Linked DNA regions of Mus musculus: all the other regions are linked to region 3. Evidence: chromatin loops called from intact Hi-C (ENCODE). Cell type or tissue: gastrocnemius. All regions are shown on one strand.

Region 1 (4,000 bases), 55 kb after region 3:
GAGCACCCGACTGCTCTCCCAAAGGTCCAGAGTTCAAATCCCAGCAACCACATGGTGGCTCACAACCATCCGTAATGAGATCTGACTCCCTCTTCTGGAGTGTCTGAAGACAGCTACAGTGTACTTACATATATTAATAAATAAATCTTTAAAAAAAAAAGTATACTGTAGCTGACTTCAGACGCACCAGAAGAGGGCATCAGATCTTATTACCGATGGTTGTGAGCCACCATGTGGTTGCTGGGAATTGAACTCAGGACCTGCGGAAGAGCAGTCGGGTACACTATCAGCATGCACTGAAGCTACAACTTCACTCTTACAATTCACGCCAAAATCCAAACAACATACTATTTCATTGTTTTTTAAGTCCCCTATTATGTTCCAATGCCACAAGCCTATGTACCCTTTTCAATTATATAGTTTCTGTCTTGTGCACAATTTCAAGCTAAATCGCATCTCAAGAGATTGTTTCCTCAACTCCACAGTGTGCCTCCATGGCTGGGCATCCATATTTTGCTAACCTCAAAACAATGGAAGGGCACTGTTGGCGTCCTTCTACCAGAACTCCATTCTCTCCTTCCCTTTAGGATAAGCAGTTTAAAGGCACAGTACCTCGAAGCGGGTACTTCAAACATGACACAAGCAGACTATGGCAGGACACACATGAGCTATCTGTGTCATCTGGGACAGGAGTCAGCTTTTGTTAAGTGTTGCCAGCTTTTATTTTCAGCAGACGTCAAAACTATTTCTCTTTTCCAAGTCTCTCCACTGTTCTTCCCTGCTGTGAGGTGTTCTGTGTTTCCAGTCAGGTCTAAGTAGAGGAAGAGAACCCCCTTTTCTACTTCCTCCTCCTCTTCTTTTTCTTCTATGGAACCCACCCAGGGCATGACAGGAGGCGCCCAGGTGGCGAAGAGAACGCATGCCTGTTAATCCCAGCACTTGGGAGTTAGAGACAGACAGATCTCAGCAAGTTCAAGGCCAGCCTAGTCTACCTAACAAGTTCCAGGCTATCCAGGTCTACTTAGTGGGTCCCTTCTTTAAAAACAAACAAAGAAACAAACAGGAGGAAAGAATCATGCCCAACAAACCCTGTCTGGGCCAAACATTTCCTGCTGGGATGATGCACCTTGTACAAGAACACAATTAGCACGCCAGATGACCAACGTCCAGATACACTGTAATAATTTCTCTTCCAAAAGCCAGAACCTATCAGAATCATACATTTCAATACTATGCCTCTTTCACATGTGTGCGCATGTGCATGTGTATAAACTTCATGGGAGGCAGACACACACACATCTCTCTGAACAGGACTTTCAAAGTTTAAGGGAGCTTAAATAATTATTTCATATGGCTTCCAAGTTATATTATTAAAGAAACGCTTATTGAAAGGAATGTGATGATGAACAGCTTTAGTTCCAGTATGGGAGGGAGAGGCAGGAACATCTCTGGGAGCTTGTGGCCACAGTGGTTTATACAGCAAGCTCCAGGATAGCCAGGACTACAGGGACCTGGGTCAAGAAGCAAATTAAACAAAGAAATAAGAATGGAGGAGCTGAAAAAATAGTCTGGAGGTTAAGAATACTTGTTATTCTTTTCATTCCAGAGGGACCCAAATTCTGTTCCCAGCATTCATGTTAGGGAAGCTCACAACCACTTGAGTTACAGGGGATCTAATGCCCTCTTCTGGCCTCCGCAGATCAGGCCATACACATGGCTCAGACACATAGACCCATGCATACATATATATTTTTTAAAAATTCATTTTGAGGGGCTGGCAAGATGGCTCAGTTGTTAAGAGCACTGACTGCTCTTCCAAAGGTGCTGATTTCAAATCCCATGGTGGCTCACAACCACCCGTAATGAGATATGACACCCTCTTTTGGTGCATCTGAAGTCAGCTACAGTGTACTTATGTATAATAATAAATAAATCTTTGGGCCTGAGCAAGCAGAGACTGAGTGAGCAGAGTTAACCAGAATGAGCAGAGGTCCTAAAAATTCAATTCCCAACAACCACATGAAGGCTCACAACCATCTGTTCAGCTACAGTGTACTCACATGCATAAAATAAATAAATCTTTAAAAAATAAAATAAAAATTCATCTTGAAAGAATAAAAATGCACGCTATGTAAGTGGTGGCACACGCCTTTAACCTCAGCACTCAGGAGGTAAAGGCAAGTGGATCTCTGTGAGTTTGAGGCCAACATAGTCTACAAATTGAGTTCCAGGACAGCTACACAGAGAGCTACACAGAGAAACCCTGTGTCAAAATAAAACAAAATTGTACCAGTGGTTTTACAGGTCTAAAAATTAACATATCTAATGGATATTTAGAATCTGTAAAAACTAAAGAAATAAAATGCCCTTCTATAGAAAGTTCTATATGGGATTGGAACAGTCACACAAATAGTTCACACCTACATACATACTCAGCCTTGAGTGTTCGGGCCCTACCTCAGAGCCAGCCACTAAGCAAGGGCTCAACCATGAACTGGGATCTAGCGTCACAGGAAACACAATGGGCTGGCAGAGTCCCAGTAGCAAGACATGTTCACAAAAGCAAGGTCCCAATTACAGTTAAAGATGGTCCCTCCATCCTGCCCCTAGCTGATGATGATACAACTATTGCCCAGATAATGCACCTTCATTTGGCACGGCACTAACCGTCATCCAACTTCGAGGCCCTGTCTGACCGCTACTGCTCCATGGAGCTGCTCTGCCTCTGAGCAATGATTCTCGGGACACTTTATAAAATGGCGCAGGGGGTGGAATATTCCACAGGCTAAAGCAGCATTCTACCAAAGCAAAGCGCCCTGGCGCAGATTCTCCCTACTCCTGCTTGAGAGCTGAAAGCCATTCCTAGCTGGCATTTACCAGCAGAGAGAGCACGCCTTCACATCTCCATGGTTAATCCTTCTTCTGAAAGAGGAAAAATCAAGCAAATCCATATTAAATAATATTTTAATTAGCTCTCTGATTTAACATTTAATGAGAAAGCCACATTAAATATTAACAAAGAATGTAAACTTTCATAAATGTCATTAATTAGCAGTTACAAAGACAGGCAGAAAAGCAGATCTAGATTGTTAATACTGAGACTCTGAGTCCCGAGGTGCAGGGACAGAGTACTCTACAGAGACAGTAATCACGATTGGTGGAGAGCGTGCAATCACGAGACCCGAGTTTGGATCCCCAGTACCCACATAAATGCAGTGCATGCTGGCACACATCTGAAGCCAACATAGGCAGCACAAAAACAGGCACTCCAAGAGTTTCCTGGCCAGCCAGTCAAGGCCAAACAGTGAGTCCTGGGCTCAAATGAGAGACCTTCTCAAACGACAAGGTAGGAACTGAGAACAGTTATACATGCTATAACCCCAGCTCTCTGCTCTATAGTGAGTTCCAGGGCAGCCAGCGCTATATCATATAAAGAACATATCTTAAAAACAAACTAACTAAACAAAAAAGGAAAAAGCAACAGTTGCTTTCAACAAGCTCAAACACAGGTTCAGTCCGGGCACTTTCAGCACACAAACATGCGTGTGCACGCACATGGAATGAACACACACACACACTCAGAAAGGGGGGAGGGGAGTGAGAGAGTGTGAGTGTGTAAGTGGGTTATAAAGAGGCCCAAGACAGCAGGCTGAGACCGGAAGGCTGCCCTGAGTTTGAGGCCTGTCTAAGACACACGCACTAAGAGTCTCCGGGTTCTCACTGAGTGTTTCCTGGGTTCTCATGCCTGCCCTTCCTAAGGTGCACTGCACGTAAGCTTCAGCTCAGCAAACGGTGCCAACAAACCACTGCCCCAACTGGGTTAAAAGCAATGGACAGTTATTCGATGGGGAGACAGCACAGGCAAGCCAACTTCCACGTGGCTGGATGCTCCAAGACCTGACGGAGCAAGTTCACGTCCCTCGGCAGTAGGACTACCACTGCCAGCCTACCTACTCAATATGCAGCGGCTATAGGAAAAATCGTGGAAACAAGATCTTTC
Region 2 (4,000 bases), 140 kb after region 3:
TATTCTAAATGTGAAATAACCTGCAAGGATTGATGACTGGAGGGAAAGAAGAAGGTGGCTTTTGAATAAACAGGCTCGCCTCCCTGGGACTGACACCTGCTTTGCTGTATGTCTGGCTTGTTTCCTGCACCTGGAATAAAGCGATACATCACTGTTGAAAGAATGAATAAATGATGGATAAAGAAGAAAAAGAAAGCCCTGTGTCGTCGTGGGGCAAGCCTTTAATCCTGGCACTAGGGAGGCAGAGGCAGGCGGATTTCTGAGTTCGAGGCCAGCCTGGTCTACAGATCGAATTCCAGGACAATCAGGGCTGCACAGAGAAACCTTGTCTCAAAGAGAGACAGAAACAGAGAGAGAGAGAGAGAGAGAGAGAGAGAGAGAGAGAGAGAGGCATCCTGCCAGTCCGGGCTAGAAAGAGTTCCTGCTGGTGTCTAGTCACATCTAACCTGCTTTTTGCTGGTGGTGGGGTTTTGTTTTTGTTTTTGTTTTTGTTTTTTGTTTTCTGATGAAAGAGCTGAAGCTTGTGAGGAGGAGGAAATTGCTAGGTGTGGAAACATCTGTAATCCCAGCACTAATTGGGTAGGGACCTGAGGCAGGAGGATTGTGAGTTCAAGGCCTGCTTATGCTAAATAGGGAAATCAAGGGACACATAATGAGCTGTGTGTGTGTGTGTGTGTGTGTGTGATTTTCTGTATAGCCCTGTCTGTCCTGGAACTCACTCTGTAGACCAGGCTGGACCCAAACTCAGAAATCCACCTGACTCTGCCTCCCAAGGGCTGGGACTAAAGGTGGGCACCACCACTGCCTGGCAAGAGGTTCTATTTTTAAAATGGGGGCTATAAGTGGTGTCTGGCACCTGCCTTTAATCCCAGCCCTCGGGAGGCAGAGGCAGGTGGATCTCTGAGTTCCAGGCCAGCCTAGTCTACAAAGTGAGTTCCAGATCAACCAGGGCTACACAGAGAAACCCTGTCTTGAAAAAAACAAGCAAACAAACAAAAAACACCCCCCCCCAAAAAAAGAAAAGAAAACAGGCTGCACAAGCCATGCAGAGCAAGCCAGTGAGCAGCATCCTTCCACGGCCTCTGCATCAGCTCCTGCCTCCAGGCTCCTCCCTGCTTCAGTGCCAGTCCTGACTTCCTTCATTGATGAGCAGTGATGTGAAAGCATAAACCAAAAAAGCCCTTGCCTCCCCAGTCGCTTTGGTCAAAGTGTTACATCACAGCAATAGTAACCCTAAGAAACAGACAACCAAGAAAATAGATAAAATCAAGGTGGTATAATACATAAACATTTTAAATGAATTCATTTTAAATGAATATAAATATTTAAACATTTAATATATTGTTTATTATGTTATACATATATTTATATGTACAATATATGTATATCTATATATACATATATATATACACACACATATATATGTCTACTACTCAGTAGGTGGAGTCAGGAGAATCAGAAATTCAAGACCATTCTTGGTTACATATTAAGTTCAAGGCTAGCTTGGGATATATGAGACCCTGACTCAAAAAACGAAACAAAATAAAAAAAAAATAAGTAAAAAGCCATTATGGTGTTGCCTGCCATCTGAGCACTGGAAAGGTAGAAACAGAAAGGTCACCACAAAATTGAGGGCAGTCTGGGCTATATAGTGAGTTCCAGGGCAGCCTGGACTACATAGAGAGAGCCCAGGAGCCTGAGGAGGAAGAACATGTGCTCTTATTTTTTTAAAAAGATTTATTTATTTATTATATGTAAGTACACTGTAGCTGTCTTCAGACACACCAGAAGAGGGCATCAGATCTCATGGCAGATGGTTGTGAGCCACCATGTGGTTGCTGGGGTTTGAACTCAGGACCTTTGGAAAAGCTGTCAGTGCTCTTAACCGTTTTTTTTTTTTTTTTGCTTTTTGTTTTAATCTATCTATCTATCTATCTATCTATCTATCTATCTATCTATCTATCTATCTATCTATCTATCTATCTATCTATCTATCTATCTATCTATTTGAGACAGGGTTTCTCTGTGTAGCTCTGGCTATCCTGGAACTCACTTTGTAGAGCAGGCTGGCCTCAAACTCAGAAATCCACCTGCCTCTGCCTCCCAAGTGCTGGGATTAAAGGCGAGCGCCACCACACCCGGCCAGTTCAGGATTTCTTAACGGTCTGTTTGCCTTCTAATGTCTAAGGACTAGGGGGTGGGTCTTGTCAGCCCCAGCAGCTCTCTCACCTGAAGAACTCTGGGCTCTTTGGCCTCAGGAGATCAAGCGACAGGATGTGGATCCAGGGCTGAGTCCCTTGTGTTCTGGTGCCACCTAGTGGTCGTAACGTAACACTGCCATGTGAAACTGCTTGAGCCAGCCCACGCCCTTTGTAGAACCAGGGATGTACCCAGGTTCTGGGCAAATACATGGAAATGATGGGAGCCTAGGCATGGGCTCCTTGATACCCCAGGTGTGTCATGCTTCCGTACTAGGTCAGCTATGGGTTGTGCCCTATTAGTCTCTGGCTCCGGGACAGAGGCAGATGGATCTCTGGGGCTTGAGGTCAGCCTGGTCTATATAATAAAGTTCCAGGCAGCCATGGCTATATGAGACCTTGCCTCTAAACAAAACGCCTAACACCTCCTTAAAGGCCTATACCACCATGTTTGGTCTTTATTTTGTTTGTTTTTAAGATTTATTTTGTTTTAATTTATGACTCCATGTGAGTGCCTGCGTGCATGTGTGTACCATGTGTAGCTTCTCTCCCAGATACACATTCATCACATGATCAAACTGCACTTCCTTACTTGGTACCACTGTCTCAGGTGTGACATAGTTACCTGTCTTAGGCATCACATGACATGCTCACCTGGGAGGGACAGGGGACACACATTTCAGCATGAGGGTCCTAGGTTCCATCCCCTGCACACCATAAACTCGATGTGGTGGTGCACACCTGTAATCTCCACTCTTGGGAGGTGGAGGCAGGAGGATCAGAAGTTTAGGGTTATCCTCGGCTACACCGAAAGTTCAAGACCAGCCTGGGCTACATGAAATTCCGTCTTAAAGACACAGAACAAAACAAAACAAAAATGAAAATAGTCTTGGGTACTGCTGTGCATCTTCTCATTAACAGCAATCAGCTTAATGCATTCTGCTTAAGATAACAATGTAACCATGGTGGCTGTAACAATGTAACCATGGTGGCTGTAACAGTGTAACCATTGTGGCTGTAACAATGTATCTTGGTGGCTGTAATGCACGACAGGGAGGAGATGCCCTGCACCACACCCATCCACAGACAGTGATGTTGGGATCTGGGTTGTGAGTACAGTGGAATTACAAGCATTTATAGCACGGACCTTTCTGTGCATGGGTAGAACATGTCTCTGCACGGATTCTCATCTTCACTGAAGCACAGTTGTCTTCTGAAGTTATTTGTCCTTGGGCCATTTCTGAAGTGAGGTCTGTGAGGCATTTAAAGACTTCCTTAACTTCTCCTTCCCGGGCTGGAGAGATGGCTCCGTGGTTAAGAGCACTGACTGTTCTTCCAGAGGTCCTGAGTTCAATTCCCAGCAACCACATGGTGGCTCACAACCATCTGCAATGGGGTCCGATGCCCTCTTCTGGTGTCTGAAGACAGCTACAGTGTACTTACATATAATAAATAAATCTTTAAAAACAAACAAACAAAAGACCTTCTCCTTCCCACGGAATGCCTCTGCCTAGCTCTTTGGCTCACACAGTTAAGGATTTCAGATCACTTACATTTTTCCAGTTGTTCTTGACGCAGCTCTGTTCTCTCCACAGTCCTCAGCTGCAAGGGAAAACCCTGAACAGCCAGGCAGGAGGCTCAGGTTTTGCATCGGGAGAGGGGCATTACTGACTTGGCACAGATGGACTGTTTATGAAAAGGAGGGAAGAGAAGAGCAGTGGGGACTCAGGGCGATGAGAACTGTCAGTACTCTTGGTTGCTAGGAAGAGGGTCTGTTAGGAGTACCGTCGTCTGCAGGCCAG
Region 3 (4,000 bases):
ATGTGCTGTCAGCCTTAAAAGAGAGCCTTAGAAACCACAGCAGGGGCAAAGTACAGCACTCAACTGTTTACTAACTTGTGTGTGTTATATTCCTACATTACATTTTTCTGTAAGGTATCTTTCTGTAAGGTCTGTCTGTATCCCATTCTTGAACTCCCAGGACTCTCTAATACAACCTCACCTAACCCACTAGTACCCGGTCTCTATGATCTGCCACTCTGTGTAGTCTATGCTGTACAACCCTGAACATAAACCAAGGGCAGCCTGGATGCCAGCAGTCAGCTTTGCTATGGACGCACAAGCAACTGTGTGGGACTTCAAAGGAGTTAAGTAATGGGATCCCACCTGCTATGAAGTCTGGTCAGATGCTAAGCAGGGTTAAAGCACTGCTACAATTTGTTGTAAGTATAGTGCTACATGTCTGCCATTCTAACCTTAGGAGGCTGGGCAGAAGAACTGCCATCAGTCTGGGCCAGGGCCCTTATTTCAGAAAAGAACATGAAAACAAGTTAAAGTCACCCTTGGGAATAAGCAGTTAGAGCTCTCTCGTTGGGAGCACTCCTGGTAATTAGGCAGAGACACCAAGGGTAGGATAAGTAGATTTCCTAGGAATTCCCTATGCCCCCTAGCTGTGGGGGTGCCACTGCTATCCTGGCTACCTTAAACTGAAGGGCTGTAGTTCAGTAGCCAGTAGACACGCTGCATGCCAGCAATGGCCATTTGGAACATTCCAGGGATGCCTGAAAAAAAACTACACAATTACAAAAGTCTGCCCCAGCTCTTGAACATACAGCCAACCAGGTCTGCTCCAGTTGTCAGTTTGTGCTAGCACAGACCATGATGGACTCCAGGTGACCCTGTAGCCCTTACCATCTGGGACACAAGGGGAGCACCTCACTTGCTGACCTAGCAGAAAGCCCAAGGAAGAAAGCCTGTGATTGGAATAGACATCAGCCTTTGTTTGCACGCAAGGTGAGTTGTGATTGTCTCAAATACCTCTCATCTGGATACAAACGCACACTGTTGAGGCTCAAGTACTGACTCTGCAGAGAGATGCTGTCAAGTGTCACCCTTCCTGTTGTTGTGACATTAGGTCCAATAAAAGGCTTGACAAGTTGTACCTTGCCTACTTTCCGCTGTATGGGCTGAGCTCACAAGAAAAAAAATAGACATCAAAGTGTCTTCAGTGGCAGAGTCAGTAGGCATGTCAACAGCAGGTGATCAGTTGGCAGAGCTCAGCAGAAGAGGCAAGGCAGCCAGTGGCTGCTTGGCAGCAAACGAAAAAGAAACTGGATGGTTTAAGAACAGCCAGGGCAGAAGAAAGTAAAAGAAAGATGGCAGGGGAGGGCAGAGGCTGAGCCTGAAGGATAAACACTGCTGAAGGCCACTGGATAGAGACTGTGGAGTCTGGGTACAGGGAGAAGGATAGAATGGTTAGGTCTTTATAGCCCAGAGCTGTAACATTGCTGCTGCTAAGGGCAGAGCAATCCCAACTTCAAGGCCTACATAAAGACTGCTACCACTAGAGGGCACCATCTACTCTCAAACACCCAAGGAAACAGCCTGTCAGAACCAGCTTACCCACCTACAGTTTTATTCTGGACAGCGCAGAAAAAGACCCAGACTTCTTGCTAACTGGAAACAAAAGCAGGTACACCATGAGAACAAAAACATGCTTGGCCCAACACACCAACAGAGAAGGCTGTCCTCATAGTAGCTCTTAAACTAGAAAGCCATTCAAGATGGACTGGCAGGCGGGGTTGGGGGAGCCCACACCTTTAATACCAGATCCCAGGAGGCAAAGAGGCAGACACTTTCTGTGAGTTCAGGCCAACCTGGTCTAGAGAACAAAAGACAGCCAGAGCTATAGTGTGAGATCCTGTCTCCAACAACAACAACAACAACAACAACAACAACAACAACAACAACAACAACAACAGGTGGATCCAGGATCGTGTCCTAACTTCAAATGTCTATTACAGGCCCTGTGCCGAGGGCTTTCTAGAAAGAGAACTCAGCGCCAATGTTCAGAGCCTGCAGCCTTTAGGAAAAGAACAGACTCAGTATTTTTTGACACGATATAATCTCCCTTCACCAAGTTCAGCCGTCTATGGGCACAGCTTCCATGACCTCCCAGAAATGAAGCCAGAAGCTGTAATGCTTCTGCTGTTGACTTTAAGAGGAAAAGTACACTCATCAATTAAACAGCTACGATCCATCCCACAGACTCCACGCATACACAGAGCCAAGATTTGTACGGGTGGATTCAAATGTAAGAACACAAAAGAGACAAGACTGGAGGCTCTCCACAGCAATCACTGTCTCTATCTGAGTTGTCACCCACCATACAGACACCAAGACTTGTGCTTGCGCCTGTGGTCCCAGGGAAGGGGGTAAGGACTGAAGAAGAGCTGGGAAGGCACAGGGTCACACTTGCAAGATCCGAAGACAGGAATGGGCTGGGTGCAAGAGAGCTCCACTAGTAAAGGCACTCACTGTTCTTGCAGAGGATGGAGTCAGGTTCCCAGCACCCACACCAGGCAGCTGACAACAGCCTAGAGTAACTCCAACTCCAGAGGGACACACCTTCTGGCCTCTAAGGACATCCACACACATGTTAGACATTCACATAAAAACACATACATGTATACATATATACATGATCAAAAATAAATCCTTAAAAAAAACAACAAAAAAACCTAACCAGACACACCATATAGAGAATTAAAATACAGAAAGGTACAGATTTTCAAGGTGGGAATTTCAAGTTGTCAACTACACCCTATCTTAACTGATGTTTGCAAAGAGACTAAAGGGTGCAAAGTGTGCATGTCCTCACCAACCAACTGCAAGTTCTACTCCAGCACCCGCCAGGCCGTCCGAGAGGCCACTATGTCTAGAATTATACCTGGCTGTCAATAAACCATGTATGTAGGTCATTTCCGATCTACTATCCCATTGCATGATCAATTCTGGAGACAAAACCACACTCTTAATCATTCAGACTTAAAATGTTTAAAGAAGACAATTTCAAAAATAAGTTCTGTAACAACCTTGAAACCCTCTAACCGAGGTGGCCACATACTCTTCTCTGTAATGGGGACTGCGACAGAGAGGACCATCACTCCCAAGGGGAACACAGCCCACTCAAGCCAACAGGTCACAGGTTTACGAGGGCTCTGAACTGAACTCGCTTACTCTTGGTGACCTCAATATCTCAGAGCACTTCTTTGAGGCTCTGTGGCGGTAATCAAGTCAGCGGTTGGCTACTCTGCCATGCCTTACCTCTGGTCTAATGCTCATTTGTAAATCGGCTCTGGGGGCTCTCACCTTCCAGCCATGAGAACAAACAAACAATCCCCTTAAACAGGTGCTTCTGTCTGCTGGGCTCTCGGTGACAGGTGACTGATTACGTTGGGAAGTCACCCAGTAACAAGGTAAGAAGCTTCAAACTTGGGCAACCAATTTCAATGCCACAAGTCACAGTTTGCTCAAGCCTAGCTCTTCTTGGGACTCTTCGATTTCTTCTAAGACCAAAGCCACATACTTTACCAGTCAGGCCTGACTAAACTCACAGAGCAGCCTTGGAAGCACAGCTGTGTAGGTCCTGAACGAGACTCTAACGGGGACAATCTTCTCAAGCATCCCGGCCACAACGCGTACATCCTCACTGTGACACCACCCTCTTCCACGGCACTTCATCCTAAGGCTCCACAGCGGACTCATAACTACTCACTCAATAGGGTGGCTTCCAAGGCACGAAGCACCTTTGGATAGCATGGAACAGCTCAATAGCAAGTGTGGCAGCATCTGTGCTCTGAATGCGAAGCCAACCCACAGAAAACATCGCCAGTAGGACCTGAAAGCAACTCGGGAAGAGAACCGTGTCTGTCGAAGCTTCCTGAGATACTCAGGCTCTGGACAGCTGACAGAGAGGAAAGGACAGAGTGGCTACGGAAGAGAGCGAGGAGGTCAATGAGTGAGTGCCCAGCGCCCACCG

Evidence for each region. Peaks named below come from ENCODE experiments on the same cell type or tissue, not always from the same donor. Only the 100,000 strongest peaks of a DNase experiment are listed, where the experiment ranks them.
Region 1: a loop joins it to region 3, with 2.4 times the contacts of the local background. A loop is called at or near these places in 3 of 42 quality-filtered maps.
Region 2: it touches region 3 in a loop (2.5-fold over the local background); 25 of 42 quality-filtered maps call a loop at or near these places.

What each region holds. Positions count from the first base shown.
Region 1 is chr4:138,050,501-138,054,500 of GRCm38, reverse strand. The region is part of intron 3 of Eif4g3 (eukaryotic translation initiation factor 4 gamma, 3); the gene reads right to left. Among named protein-coding and RNA genes, the nearest start is that of Eif4g3, 59 kb to the right of the region's middle. In gastrocnemius, a CTCF peak has its summit at 1,661 (motif pointing left); no DNase peak of the experiment used is centred here; H3K27ac peaks cover 1,510 bases.
Region 2 is chr4:137,966,684-137,970,683 of GRCm38, reverse strand. No RefSeq gene overlaps it. Among named protein-coding and RNA genes, the nearest start is that of Eif4g3, 25 kb to the left of the region's middle. In gastrocnemius, a CTCF peak has its summit at 2,325 (motif pointing left); a DNase peak (open chromatin) is centred at 2,316.
Region 3 is chr4:138,105,462-138,109,461 of GRCm38, reverse strand. The region is part of intron 10 of Eif4g3 (eukaryotic translation initiation factor 4 gamma, 3); the gene reads right to left. Among named protein-coding and RNA genes, the nearest start is that of 1700095J12Rik, 31 kb to the left of the region's middle. In gastrocnemius, a CTCF peak has its summit at 1,510 (motif pointing right); a DNase peak (open chromatin) is centred at 1,519; H3K27ac peaks cover 3,278 bases.